Linked DNA regions of Homo sapiens: region 1 is linked to region 2. Evidence: chromatin contacts called from ENCODE Hi-C or POLR2A ChIA-PET data. All regions are on one chromosome and are shown on one strand. The core of a region is the stretch at or near the end of the contact, and the rest is flanking DNA. Distances in the headings are between cores, read along the strand shown.

Region 1 (6,828 bases), core at 1,498-3,997, 150 kb after region 2:
CGCTGTACAACACAATACTTGCTTCCTCCACGTGGTCCCCACCTGGAAGGGGAACAGTGGAGAAAATTGCTAATGTGAGAGGGACATTGTGGGAGCCGCATAAGACACCATCTCCACAGGCCCAGGGACACAGAGCCCCCGGCCCTTGTGGGGTGACAGTCTACACAGTTTTACTAGTGCCTTTACATTGGCCTCAAGTTGTGCAAAATCATGCATTTTTGACACAAAAACAGTCCGACATTTAAAATCATTACCACCTCCCTTTGACTTCTTAGCTGCAAGTATGAGATTGAATCATACCATTTAGCCCTGTGATTTATGGATATCATAAATCGCATTGTGTTTGTAGTCCAGTAGTGTCTGTCACAGTGCTAAAAGACCAGTGCAACTGGCATCGTAGGAAGAGACAACAACAAGACTGCTTATAAAGATATTTGGGATTAAATGGCTTGTTGGGAGCTGGAGGAAATGGTCCTAGCCACAACAAATCTTTCAACATTCCTCTCACTGGGATGGGGGTGGGAACTGTTACTGGTCTTCCTCCACCATCGTCTGATTCACTCTCCCCTGCCAACACTGGCACCATCCATCACCTCCTTCCGCGATAGGGACACAGATAGCACCACTTATAAAATCAACATCACTCTGTTTTGGCTCAGCATGAATTATTACTCTTCAAAGGTAGGAGAGAAAGCGGTGAAAGGGAGGACTGATTTATATTGCAGTTGCCCTCCTGGCACTATATGGGTTTGGGAAGATAATGGGGAAGAAATTCCGAGTTCTCTAAATTAAAGTTAATGAAGGAGCACATTTTCAACTGTTTTATAGCCTCACATGGGTTACTATTCAACACTCAGGCCTCTCCACCACACATGTTGCTTTTTTGGCTTTTTTTTTTTTTTTTGAGATGGAATTTTGCTCTTCTTGCCCAGGCTGGTGTGCAATGGCACAATCTCGGCTCACCACAACCTTCGCCTCCTGGGTTCAAGCGATTCTCCTGCCTCAGCCTCCCGAGTAGCTGGGATAACAGGCATGCGCCACCACGCCCCGCTAATTTTGTATTTTTAGTAGAGACGGGGTTTCTCCATGTTGGTCAGGCTTGTCTTGAACTCCCAACTTTGGGTGATCCACCCACCTTGGCCTCCCATAGTGCTGGGATTACAGGCGTGAGCCACCTCACCCAGCACTTTTTTGGCTGCTTATCTACATTACACCAACATCTACACTACACTCATAATCTACATCACATCAGTAACTTACTGCTGGACCTCTGTAACTGCTGGCTTCATCCTAATGTTTAATAATTCAGGTATGGTCTGCTTGCTGTGTTTGTTTCTGAGGGCTGCCATAACAAAATACCGCAGACTGGTGGCCGGACACAGAAATGTATTCTCTCACAGTTCTGGAAGCTGGAAGTCTAAGGTCGAGGTGTCAGCAGAGTTGGTGTCTCCTGGGGCCTCCCTCCTTGGCTTGCAGATGGCGTCTTCCACTGTGTCCTCACATGGTCTTCCCTCTGTGAGTGTCTGCGTCCTCATCTCCTCTTTTTACATGAACACAGTCATGGTGGATTAAGGATCGCCCATAGGACCTCATTGTAACTTAACTACCTCTTTAAAGATGAAATACGGCTCATGCCTGTAATCCCTGCCAAGGCGGCTGGATCACCTGAGATCAGGAGTTTGAGACCAACCTGACCAACATGGCGAAACCCCATCTCAACTAAAAATACAAAAATTAGCCAGGCACGGTGGCAGGCACCTGTGATCCCAGCTACTCAGGAGCCTGAAACATGGAAATAGCTTGAACCCAGGAGGCGGAGGCTGCAGTGAGCTGAGATCGCGCCAATGCACTCCAGCTTGGGCAACTGACTGAGACTCCACCTCAAAAAAAAAAAAAAAAAAAAAAAAAGACAAAATACAGTCGCATTCTGAGGAACTGGAGATTAGTTAGGGCTTTAACATATGAATTTGACGGGGGGGGAGGGACAAAATTCAGCTAAGAACCTGCTTTTCCTGAAGCATCACCAGATCAACATTACATACATGTGTGCACACACACGCACACACACATTTTACGTTCTTCTCTGACTTGCTCAGAATTTCCAATTCCAACTACTGTGTCGGGAGCCAGGGAGGGAAGAACTCCATATGTCCTGGCTCGGAACAGTCTCTCTGGGGTAACCCAATGTCTCCCAGTAAGTGCCCAGTTTTGCAGGGCATCTCCTCTCTCTCCAGGACTCAGCCTACCCACTTTCTGTAGGGGTAGAGATAAGCACTGGCATCCTCCCAGCAGTGACAGGAAGGCCTCAGGCCTCGCTCTTGCTCCTTGCTGTGTCCCCTGCCTGCACCTGGGCATCGGCCTCTGTCCTCACTGCTGTTGTTGCTGAAGCACCAAGGCCGGTGTGACTCTGCGTCTCTTCTTTGAGTGGGGCATCACCCACTCATTGCTCCGGGGACCTTAGCCTTCCCGCCCGCTGACCGCCTGGTCCACCTGAGCTCTCCCTGGTCCCACAAGTGCCCCAGGGTCAGGCTTCATCTCCCTATTGATGCCAACTCCAGCAGCCACCTTCTAGCTGCGTATGCAGAAGACTCTGCCCTTCCCCCGGTGAAGTCCCTCAGTGGGCTCACCCAGCCCACACCTCAGCTACCGTCCACATCTCCCACCAAAACACAGTGTGGCATAAGCGTGGAACCACCGCGTAAGGCTCTCTTCACTGACACGTCACATCCTCTTTTCTTCTCTGTGGGGAAGCCCCGCCTCAGCCTCGGGCACCATCACGGGGGTGTGTGTGGGGGGGTCTCCTTTCATTCTCTGAATGTGGAGTGGGAGCACCGCCCCTCAGTGTCAACTTCCTGCAACTTATCTGAGATGTGTTACCCGCATCTCACACGTCCCCCCACCGGCGCCCCCACTTCCACCCCCGCCTTCAGCAAGAGACTGGAACTCTGAGGAAGAAACTAAGAACACACCTATTCCCTTTCTCCTTCTCTCCTCAGTCCTTCCTCTCTCAACTAGAAGGGTTTTCCATGTCCAGCAGTACAGATAATTTCCTTATGTCAGATTCTCTGTTCTGCACATCATGGTGTAAGATAATAACACCCAGTGCTCAGACCTCCAGGGTCTACTTTTCACAGGCAGATGGAAACTTATTGGAATTTGGGAAATACTTTTCTTTCTTAGCAAAGCATGGACTGGAAGATTCTCTCACTTTGCACAAAACAATTCTAACATGAAACCCAAAGCTAAGCCAGGACTCTTTCTTCTGAGCAGCCTCCTCCTTCTCTCCCCCTGAATTGATGGATTCAGCTCCAGGACAACCTGATACAAAAGTACACAAACACACTGTAGCACTAGCAACTGTGAAACAAATATTCCAGTACATGGCAGGGCGCGGGGGCTCACACCTGTAATCCCAGCACTTTGGGAGGCCGAGGCAGGCAGATCACGAGGTCAGGAGTTTCAGACCAGTCTGGCCAACATAGTGAAACCCCGTCTCTACTAAAAATACAAAAAATTAGCTGGGCATGGTGGTGGGCGCCTGTAATTCCAGCTACTTGGGAGGCTGAGGCAGAAGAATCGCTTGAAGCCGTGAGGCGGAGGTTGCAGATAGCGCCACTGCACTCCAGCCCAGGAGACAGTGTGAGACTCCGTCTCAAAAAAAAAAACCAAAAAATAAATAAATATATATATATATATATATATTCCATTACATCCCCCAGAGTAGGTCAATTTGTAAAAGGGCATTTAATTTATCTGGTTAGCACTGTTTTCCTTAGATAGGCAATTGGGGAGGCAATGGAGAAAAATATCAAATGCATTCATTAATAATTCATTGGTAGGAGCCTCTCTCTGGTTCCTAACCAGAAAGCTTTCGTATCCAAAGAGCTAAGGCAATGACAATGACAGCAGTTATCCTCCCAGGAACATGAAGGCACCCACCATCCTTACTGTTTACTTATATATCTCATTTGGGATCTCATCACTAAGGGTTGTGAAAACTAGCAGAAGAAAACCCTCAGAAAACTTTCAGTATAAGAAGATTGAATTGGCTGGTTCCCTGACTCATTACAACAGAACGGAAAACGTGAATTCAAGGCAATATAAATGATGGCTCAGATGGAAACTAGAGTCAGGCTGCTTGGCTGCCTGTCTCGACTCTCCCTCTTCCTTTGTAACTCCAACCAAGTCACTTAATCTCCCTGTGTCTGTTTCCCCATCTATAAAATGGGAGTTATAAAAGGGCCTACCGCATGGTGGTGTTGGGAAACTAACAAGAATTAATTCACATAAAGTGCTAGACCTGTGTTTGACACACAGTAAATAGACTCTTAGTAAATGTTAGGTGTTATTATTACTATCAGGTTGTAGGAAAGTGGTTACTATGAATAATATTAATAGCTAAGACTTATGGAGTGCTTACAATGCTAAGCAATGTTATAAGTTCCTTCCATATGTAACAGCGGCAAAAAATTATTATTATAAAAATATTTTTAAAGCCCTTTTTTCCATCCTCTCTTATGTCTGCTCACCTCCACTTCCACTAGTAAAATTCTGACTTGATTCCCTTGGCATTTTCCCATATCCTCAGCTCACAGGCCTTAATTCACAGACTGGGGAAAAAATACTGTAAGCCTGAGAGGCAAGATTTATATTTGCAATGGGAAGAACCTCTGGCAGAAACAAACAAACAAAAATAGCTCAAAGCAAGCATGGCAGGTGAGCATGAGAAGTCTGCTGTTGGGATGAAGAGTGCACTGAGGAGGGTTTTTCAAGTATGCTCTGTTAGAAGTGAGGGGTGGGCAAGTTGAAGCCAAGAAATTTTCTAAAGCTTAGTATTTCTTAGGCATATGCTGTTGAAATTTTCTTAAGAAACCACAGTAAACACTTGACTTGCTTTCCACTAAGCTTCCTTGTGAATTTGTTCTTTTCTCTGGAAGTGACTTTAAGCTAAGACAGGACCACGTGGGACCTGACTTTATGCAGGTTACACACCCATTCTTTCATTTTATCCTCACCACAGTCCTAGGTGTTGGGAACTATTATTATCCCTCATTTGAAGAGAAAACTTGCCCACAGTCACACAGAAAGTACCGAGCCTGAATGTGAATCTAAGTAGTGTGACTTGGGAACCTGCACACTGACCACTGTGTTAACCCTTTTTGCCTACTTCTTAATAATCCATGCTTCCTAAATTATCCTTAGAAATTATTATCTAAGGAAACTAATGCCACGTTTCCTCCCACGTCATAAAAAGGTCTCCTTTCAATAAAAATAAAAATCAAGCTAAGTGCAAGTGGCACACACCTGTAATCCCAGCTACTGAGGAGGCTGAAGCAGGAGGATACTTGAGCCCAGGAGTTTGAGGCTGTGATGCACGATGATCACGCCTGTGTATAGCCACCGTACTCCAGCCTGGGTAATATATCAAAACCACCATTGCTAAAACAAACACATAAACGAAAAGAAAAATCAAAGTGTATACATTTGTTTGTTGTGAGTATATAACTTTAATAACATTTACGCTGTTTAAAATTCAAAAGGTACAAATACTGTTTATCAAAGTCTCCCACCTAACCTTGTCCCTCCAACCATCTGGTTCTCTTTCCCAGAGGCAAACAATGTTATCAGTTTCAATTATATATTTTCAGATAAAAGCATTACAAGCAAATGCATTTTTGCTCTCTCCTTTTTTAAATGCTAGCATTACATACTCAATATTGTCCACTTTGATTGCTTTCATTTATCAGCATCTTGGAAATCACTTCACGTTGGCATGTAAGAAGCGTCCTCGTTTTTTTTGTATAGCTAAAAAAATTCATTAAGATGCAGCAGCATTTATTTAACAAGTTCCCTAATTGTTGGACAATTAGAATATTCCTAACTTTGCCCTATTATAAATGATATGATGATAAATACCCTTGTACATAATGTCATTTTGCATATGCTAGTATATCCATAATATAAATTCCTAGAAACGGAAGTGCTGGGTCAAAGGCCATGTGCATATGTATTTTTAAATAGATGCTCCCAAATTGCCCTACATGGATTATTTTAAACAAAATACACTCCTACCAGCAATGTATGAGGTAGTGTATTTTCTCACACCCTCTCCAACACAGTGGATTACTAAACTTTTTGGTCTTTGCCCATCTGATAGATGAAAATGGAAAATCCATTACTTGTCTTTCTCAGGATATGTGAGTTTGAACTATAGCTTGCTGTCCACAAACCTCTTTATTCGTTCATTTCAATAGTACAAGGCATTTAGCACATACAAGGCTCAGTCCTAGGCACCCCTTTGCCCTATAAAGCAGAAACTTTCTCTGAAATCATATGTGGCTTAAGATTCCTTCCGATGGCTGGGATTTGAGTAACTCCTGATCTCTTCACTGTGGAATAAGAGAATAGTTATTGGGGTTTTAGAAGAACAAATAACACTCCTGTCCCCATTCTCTTCCCAGCCCCCACCCAGCTTCAAGTGGGACCAATTAAAAGACTCAGAATCAGACAGATGGAGATCAAAATATCTGCTTTATTTCTGATAAAGCCGATTGGAGTCTGAAGCTTAGAGCTGGAAACAGATGGGTTTTCTAATATCTGCCCCCACCACAAAAGGAAACCATGATTAAACCCACATACCAGTCACAGCAGGCCTAGTCAAATGCAAGCTCCTCTGAAGCCAGGGCCACTTACCGTAGGGCCGCAGAGGGGACTTGGTTTCCTGAGGACAGCCACACTCAGCAGGAACTTGCAGGAGGGAACCCTCAGTCCACCCAACCAGAGCAGCCACTGGGGAGGTGGAGACAAAAGGCCAGTAATGTCCCTCCC
Region 2 (7,000 bases), core at 2,571-5,070:
AAATACTTAATATTCTGCTTTCTTCACAAATACTCTCCTTCCAACTTCCCTTATTTCTTTTCCTCAGCTCATTTCTGTGTTGGCCAATCAAGGTCTTCCCAGGACTTCATCAGCATGAGACCAGCTCCACCTCCACACCTAACACAGCAGGTCTCCTCCAATTTCCCAAGAATCCTCTCTGAAGTCTGGCAGACCTTGTATTCAGCTGTATAAATGCTGCCTTCATCAGCAACCAAGACTTCATCTTCCCAGGCCCTCTTTGAGCCAGCCCCACCTACACCCAATCCTGGCTGCTTGAATTACAAACACACCTAGAGAAGGGCTTGTGACCCCTAGACCTGGCCCACCAGTGGCTTCTGCCATCCAAATACAGCTTGGCCCTGACAGGTACTTAGTAACCTGGTATTTGTCCTTCATCCACTCCCTGACTCCTTCCCCAGAACAACAGTTAAAGACCTTCTCACCTTGTCTTCAGCCCCATTCCTGGTTGAATAATACCCTTCTCCTCCTTCACCGAATAGCCAGAGCCCTTCTAGAGTCAACTTTGCTCTGAGGCCCCCTTTATCTGCATGCATCCCTTTCTCCTGCCTCTCCCCCTTCCTTTCCCTTGTCTTAAGACCTATTCCCCCTCAACAATCCTCTACAAATCCTGCCCTGGGTGTTTCCTTCCTCTGCTGAGGTCCTGAAGCACTTCTTATTGGCAACCTTCATTTGGCTTTGAAGGTACATTGCCAAATATCCCTTATCTTTTTTTTTTCCCTTTTCTTCTCTTCATATTTTAAATTGCACAAACAACAGTCTGGCTCATCTCTTTCTATGCACATATCCTGTCTACCCAACCCAATTGGGTGTCCTCCAATGCTTTGTCCTTCCCATCTGCTCATCTCCCTCCTAATGATTCCCTTGGAGAGGGCTCATCCACTTGCAGAGCACCATGGATACTACACAGATTCTTGCCACCAAACCTTGTTCAAGCCCCCCTGGCCTTACCGGCCTTTCTCCTTCTCCCAATTAATCGAAATCTGCACTCTTTCCTCAAGGCCACCTCACATTCCAATCAAGCCTTCTCCAACAAACACAGATCCACAACTACCTGTTTCTCCTCTGACTTTCTATAGATATTTTAATGCTTATATATAGTCTTGTTTTATTGGACCTCCTTTTGGACCGTAAATACAGTGAGAGTTTCCTGAGGACAACGACCAAGGCCTCAGCGTTGTGTTTCCCTAACATGGTGCTAGGTATTCTGAGGGTGCTTATTCATTACGTGCTATCTATAACACATGCAAAAAATAAAGCATAATTCAGACTTTTAGTTTCAAATATGGCACAGTAAACTAAAGCCCTAGTAGCTCTAAACTGAGCAAAGTCTGCAGCTAAAACTGAGCAAAAAATCTAAACCCTTGGAGTGAAGGATTTTGTGTATTTAAGAATCTCCTTTCAGCCGGGCATGGTGGCTCACACCTGTAATCCCAGCACTTTACGTGGCTGAGGCGGGCGGATCATGAGGTCAGGAGTTCGAGACCAGCCTGGCCAACATAGTGAAACCCTGTCTCTACTAAAAATACAAAAAATTAGCCAGGCATGGTGGCACATGCCTGTAGCCCCAGCTACTCGGGAGGCTGAGGCAGGAGAATCACTTGAACCTGGGAGGCAGAGGTTGCATGAGCCGAGATCGCGTCACTGCACTCCAGCCTGGGCAACAGAGCAAGACTCCATCTCAAAAAAAAAAAAAGAGAGAGAATCTCCTTTCACAGGGCACCAAGTTCAGTGACAGTGCAGAAAGCACCCAACTTCACAGGGTTGTCTTATCTGAGAGCAGAAACGCAACACCTTGAAAGAGCCTGTCTGGATCAAGAATTCAGCCCTCATTTTCCTAAGTGGAAAGTCTCATGTGGCCAAGCAAAGGTGACCCGATGAAAGCCAGCGTGTTCAGCCTCCTTTCAAATCGGCAGCCATAATTGCTACTCGCATTTAACATGGCACCAATCACAACCGTGTTCTGGGGCCAAGAACACTGGCCAGCTTACCACCTTCTGAAACTCGGGTGGCTGAGATCCAAGGCCAACAAGACTGAAGAGATGAGTCGCAGCAGTGGAACCCAACAGCTGCCACTGTAATTCAGGGAGCGTCCCCATAATCTGGCAGGGCAGAGTGGAACCTGTCATCCCCAGGAATTAGGGACAATTCAACCTGCAACCCTCAGAAGTTAGGTCTCCAGTAACTGCTACTGTTAAGAAAGTCCTCTCTTGCCTCTTCCTGGTTTGCAAATGTTGCTAGCCCTCTTGGATTAGCGAGCTAGGCCCCGTCTCGGAAGCGAGGTGTGGCACTTCACCCAGCAGACACACCCTCACAGACAGTCCCCATGTAGATGACAAGAAAAAGCTGACAACCAACGGTCCCAGGCTCTTCCATTATGATTGAAGCTCATGGGAGCTCGGCATCACTTAAAATGTTCTGTAAAGTTCTCAGGATGGTATTTAATAAGGCAGCAATTCAGTGTCAGTTCAAAAGCCATTTGGGGTGGAAATGGAGGGTAAAGTTGAGATGTCATAAACTCAGTAGCTTCCAAATTTTATTACAGGCTTTTTCAGGTCTAACAATAGCAATTTGGAGAAGGGAGAGAAAAGACATTACTCAGTCTTCAAAAGTACACCCCAAACTCATGCGAACTGTGAGCTGACACTGCCATCTGCTCTCCCTGACATGTGGTGTGGGAAGCATGATTACCATTTTCCTCTAAGGCCAGCGTCCTCTTTAGGATTCTCCCTCTAGCACCGGGCCTAGGACAGTCTTAATCCTGACAGTCCAGAACTTCAATTTTACTATTCACTCAACAAATACTTTTCAAGCATTTATATGCGCCAGACACTGTTATAAAGTCTGGGATGTAGCAATCACTAAAGTAGGAAAAGTTCTGCCTTGTTGGGGTGTTTATTTGCTAGTTAGGGGGACACAGGAATTAACAAATAATCAAGTATGAATAAACAGACTATCAGATGGTGATAGGTGCTATGGAAAAAGCAAGGCAGATTAAGAAGGACAGAAATCATCCAGGCAGGGGTGGGGGGAGTGGGGGATGTGGATTATGTGGTGCGGTCAGGGAAGGTCTCACTGAAGAGGTAACATCTCAGGAAGACCCAAGCAGGGGAAAGAGAGGCCATGTAGAATTGCAGGGCAGGGTTTTTCAGGCAAAGGGATCAGAAAGGGCCAAGACTGTGAGGCAGGAGAGGGATTGGTGTGTTTACAGAACAGCAAGGGGCCAAAAGGAGCGAGGAATGACGGTGACAGTGGAAGGAGCTAAGACAGGAGAGGTGGCCGGAAGCCAGATCGCTTGCAACCTTGCAAACCATTTTAAGGACTTCACCTTTAACTCAGCACATCAGTCAGGGCCTAACCAGGAGACAGAAGCCACACCAGTTATTTTAACACGGCTAATTTAATATAAAGAATAATTTTCTAGGAATAAAGTCTTAACCAGGTAACTGAAAGAGTAAAAAGACAACTCTAAGGTGTCTTTCGTATAACAACTTCAGGAAGCTCCACCCCTGGGGCTGGCAGAAGAAAAAGGGGGCTGTCGGATAATTAAAATTTAGAAGCTTAGAAAACAGTCCCATGGGGCTAGAACCCAAACCTCAAAGATGGGGCAATGGCAGTCAGTGCTGTGGCCCTAAAAAGGCACAATGAGTCTGGTTCTTGAGTGTAGGAAAAATTGCAACGTAGATTGAACAGCTGCTACAGGAAGAAACTGCTGCTGCCAAGATGAAGCAGCAGTACTGGGGTGCTGCACACAGGAGCCACAGGCAGACAGGATACCCATGGGAAAGAGTAGGAGCCTCTCTAGCAACCCCTACTGGCTGAGTGCAACAAGGAGCCCAACAAAGGAGAAATGCAGTGTTCAGGGGCCCAGCATAGAATCAAGTATTGAAGGAAGGCTTTGGAGCTGAAAGATGATAACTTACTAACTGGAACTCTCTGAATGAGATAAGATTTTGAGCAAGGAAGTGACAAAAGCTGACTCACTCTGACATCTGTGTTGAAAACAGACAGTAGAGGAGCAGCAACAGTGGAGGAGGGAAGGAGTGGATGGATTCTGAATACAGGCATCCCACTGGATTTGCTGATGGTGTCCATGTGAGCTGTGAAAGAGAGGAGTCAAGGGTGACTCCTTCATCGAGGCCTGAGTAACTGAATGGAGACAAATTTACTGAGGGAGCAGGGAGAGCAAGGGGGCAAGAACAAGCTTGTTAGGTCAGCTTAGGTGTGAGGTGCCTGTTAGAAATTCAACTGAGGGGCTGGGCGCCTGTAATCCCAGCACTTTGGGAGGCTGAGGCGGGTGGGTCACCTGAAGTCAGGAGTTTGAGTCCAGCCTGGCCAACATGGTGAAACCCCACCTCTATTAAAAATACAAAAATTATCTGGGTGTGGCAGACACCTGTAGTCCCAGCTACTCAGGAGGCTGAGGTGGAAGAATTGCTTGAGCCCAGGAGGCAGAGGTTGCAGTGAGCCAAGATCGTGCCACTACACTCCAGCCTGGGTGACAGAGTGGGACTCCATCTCAAAAAAAAGAAAGAAAGAAATTGGACTGACAATGACAGCAGGCAGTTGCATCCCCAAGCCTGGGGAGGGTTTAAGTTAGAGATATAAATTTGAGGCTCACCCATCATATAGATGGATTTTAAAGCCACATGATTGAATGAGATCATGCGTGTCATCTCAACGTCACTTAGAATATGACATGGCTAAGAATCAGCTCTGGAATCAGAATGATGTCAATTTGAATTCAAACTCTATCGTCACTGGATTTTCTCAGATGTTCTAAGCCCTGATTCCCTCATGTGTAACCTAGAGATGATACTAATCATGCTGACTACACTGATCTTATGTACGGATTAGATTCAGTAACGTAAGGAAAGCCCTTACACCAGTGCCTGATATCAACTCTTATAAATAAGAGTTATTATCATTATCATAGTTTTATGATATTATTAGTAGTCAAAGATAGCCAGAGCCTAGAAAATTAGGCTTCTAAGACCCAAAAGCAAAGAGACCTGAATTGTACTAAAAAGACAACTTATTAATTGTAGGAGAAGATACAGTGGCATCTTATGTGAAATAGGTATATAAACCATGACTCTGAATTACTGTGGCTTTCCTTTTACAGATACATTTATTCGGAGTACTAAAAATTTTTTTTTTTTTTTTTTTTTTTTTTTTTTTTGTAGAGACAGGGTCTCATGTATTGACCAGGCTGGTCTCCAACTCCTGGCCTCAGTGTCCCAAAGTGCTGGGATTCAGGTGTGAGCCCCCATTCCCTACCTCAAATGGTTTCTAATCAGGCCAATTCTCCTGACCTGTAACAGAGCCTGCCCTAGCTCTCAGAATTCTGCTGCAGAATGGGCTAGCAGTCAAGTTTGTTCTTCTCCATGAGAAGGTTTAGCACCTGGAGAGTTGAGAGGTAAGTTTGATGTACATGAGGACTGTTCCTCTGGTTTGTGAATAACCAGCCAGGGAGTAAAAAAAAGATGCCAGACAACCCTCACAAAGGAAAGAAGGAAGGGAAAGACAGATCCACAAAACGATTCTAAAGGAACATTATTAGCAAATCCTTTAAAATACCAAAACTGAGTGTGCAGGGCAAGACCAAGATAGAAACAGAATGCTTGCCTGGGGACAAACTATGGAGACATCAGCATGTGCCTGTCGTGAGTGAGCTGCTGATGAGTCAGGAATGAGCACAGCCCCAGGGTGACTCCGAGACCCTGTGCACCCGTCACCACTCACTCCTAGTTGGCCTGGGAACAGAGCCCCATCCTCCATTAATTGTTCACCTCTCATTAAGCATTTTTGCATCAGGCAGCCATTCCTTTCCAAGAGCTCAATTGCAGGGTTATGTAAGGTTCTCCTGTATTCCTGGCCGGAGAACTGAGACCAGCTGCCTGTCCAGGGCGCTCCCTTCCTAGGCGGTAGGTCACTCCAGGAAACCAAACGGCAGATTACAAAGCCTAGAAAACACAGCAGGGGAGTAGAAGAGGCTGGATGTCCTCCCAGGCTGCTCTCAACTGTAGAGAGCAGAAAATTCTCTGCTTCCTGAACCCCGAGTATGAAATCAAATCTCCCCATCCCCAGGTTGGTGTGAAGGACCTTTCAGCCAAGTCTCTCCACGACCACCTTGGATGATATCAAAGCTCTTCCCATTGTTCTTCTGCTTCCAGAGCCTTCTCCCACACAAGTTCCCAACCCTTTCACCATGTGAAAAACTCCACCATCCAAAGATTCTATTCCAAACAGCTGTTCCTGGATGCGAGGAGGGATCCATCTAGAACAGTGATTCTCAACCCTGGCTGCGCTTTGCAGCCTCCAGGGGAGACTTTAAAAGTGCTGATGTCCAGTCTCCACCCCAGGCTCTCTGGGAATGCGGCTCAGGCACCAGTATTGTTTTTAAGTTCTTCAAGTGTTTTGACTGTGCAGCTGCATTTTAAAACTAATTGTTTTCGACTATAAATTCCCTTCAGTATACTAAAGCCATTGCCGACCCTCAGGGTTGTTTTTCTAAGAACGCATGATACGACTGTCATCGTGATAGTTGCTATAAGTTCCTTCTTCTCTCCCTCTGTTAAAAGATACACCTTAGACAAATAAAATTTAACCGAGTTTAATTGAGCAAATAATGATTCGTGGATCAGGCAGCCCTTGAACCAGAATAGGTTGAGAGGGGCTCCAGCATAGCCACATGGTGGAAGACTCATGGACAGTAAAAGGAGAGTGATGGACAGGAAACAGAAGTGAGGTACAGAAACAGCTGGATTGGTCACAATCTGGTGTTTGCCTTACTTGAACAGGGCTTGAACAGTTGGCCCCCTGTGATTGGCCAAAATTTGGTGATTGGCACAATAATAGATTACAGTCTGTTTACATGTCCAGGTGGGTGACCATTTACTGTGTACAGAGAAACCTTTAGGCTGAACTTAAAATATGTAGGGAGATAGCTTTAGGGCTA

The links. A loop is a pair of places that touch in the nucleus more often than their neighbours do. ChIA-PET counts read pairs that join two places held with the same protein, here RNA polymerase II (POLR2A). Pooled maps may share reads with other maps.
Region 1: a pooled map shows a loop between it and region 2 (4-fold over the local background). The contact joins two enhancer-like sites. A Hi-C loop is called at or near these places in 1 of 168 maps with a recorded cell type or tissue (esophagus muscularis mucosa) and 3 of 50 pooled maps. POLR2A ChIA-PET finds 5 or more read pairs at or near these places in 3 of 52 experiments (AG04450, GM12878 and activated CD4-positive, alpha-beta T cell).

Annotation. Positions count from the first base shown.
Region 1 is chr6:14,854,929-14,861,756 of GRCh38, forward strand. It overlaps LOC105374945 (a long non-coding RNA gene), which reads right to left. Exons shown (of 5, transcript XR_007059473.1): 4 at 6,694-6,789; 5 at 5,488-6,389. Among named protein-coding and RNA genes, the nearest start is that of JARID2-DT, 390 kb to the right of the region's middle. RefSeq lists an enhancer at 2,725-2,854. Within about 2 kb of position 2,748, at least 5 of the 41 ENCODE cell types and tissues checked have a DNase peak (open chromatin) inside an H3K27ac peak, as active enhancers do.
Region 2 is chr6:14,707,396-14,714,395 of GRCh38, forward strand. All of the region lies in intron 1 of LOC101928354 (a long non-coding RNA gene), which reads right to left. Among named protein-coding and RNA genes, the nearest start is that of LINC01108, 430 kb to the left of the region's middle. Within about 2 kb of position 3,821, at least 6 of the 41 ENCODE cell types and tissues checked have a DNase peak (open chromatin) inside an H3K27ac peak, as active enhancers do.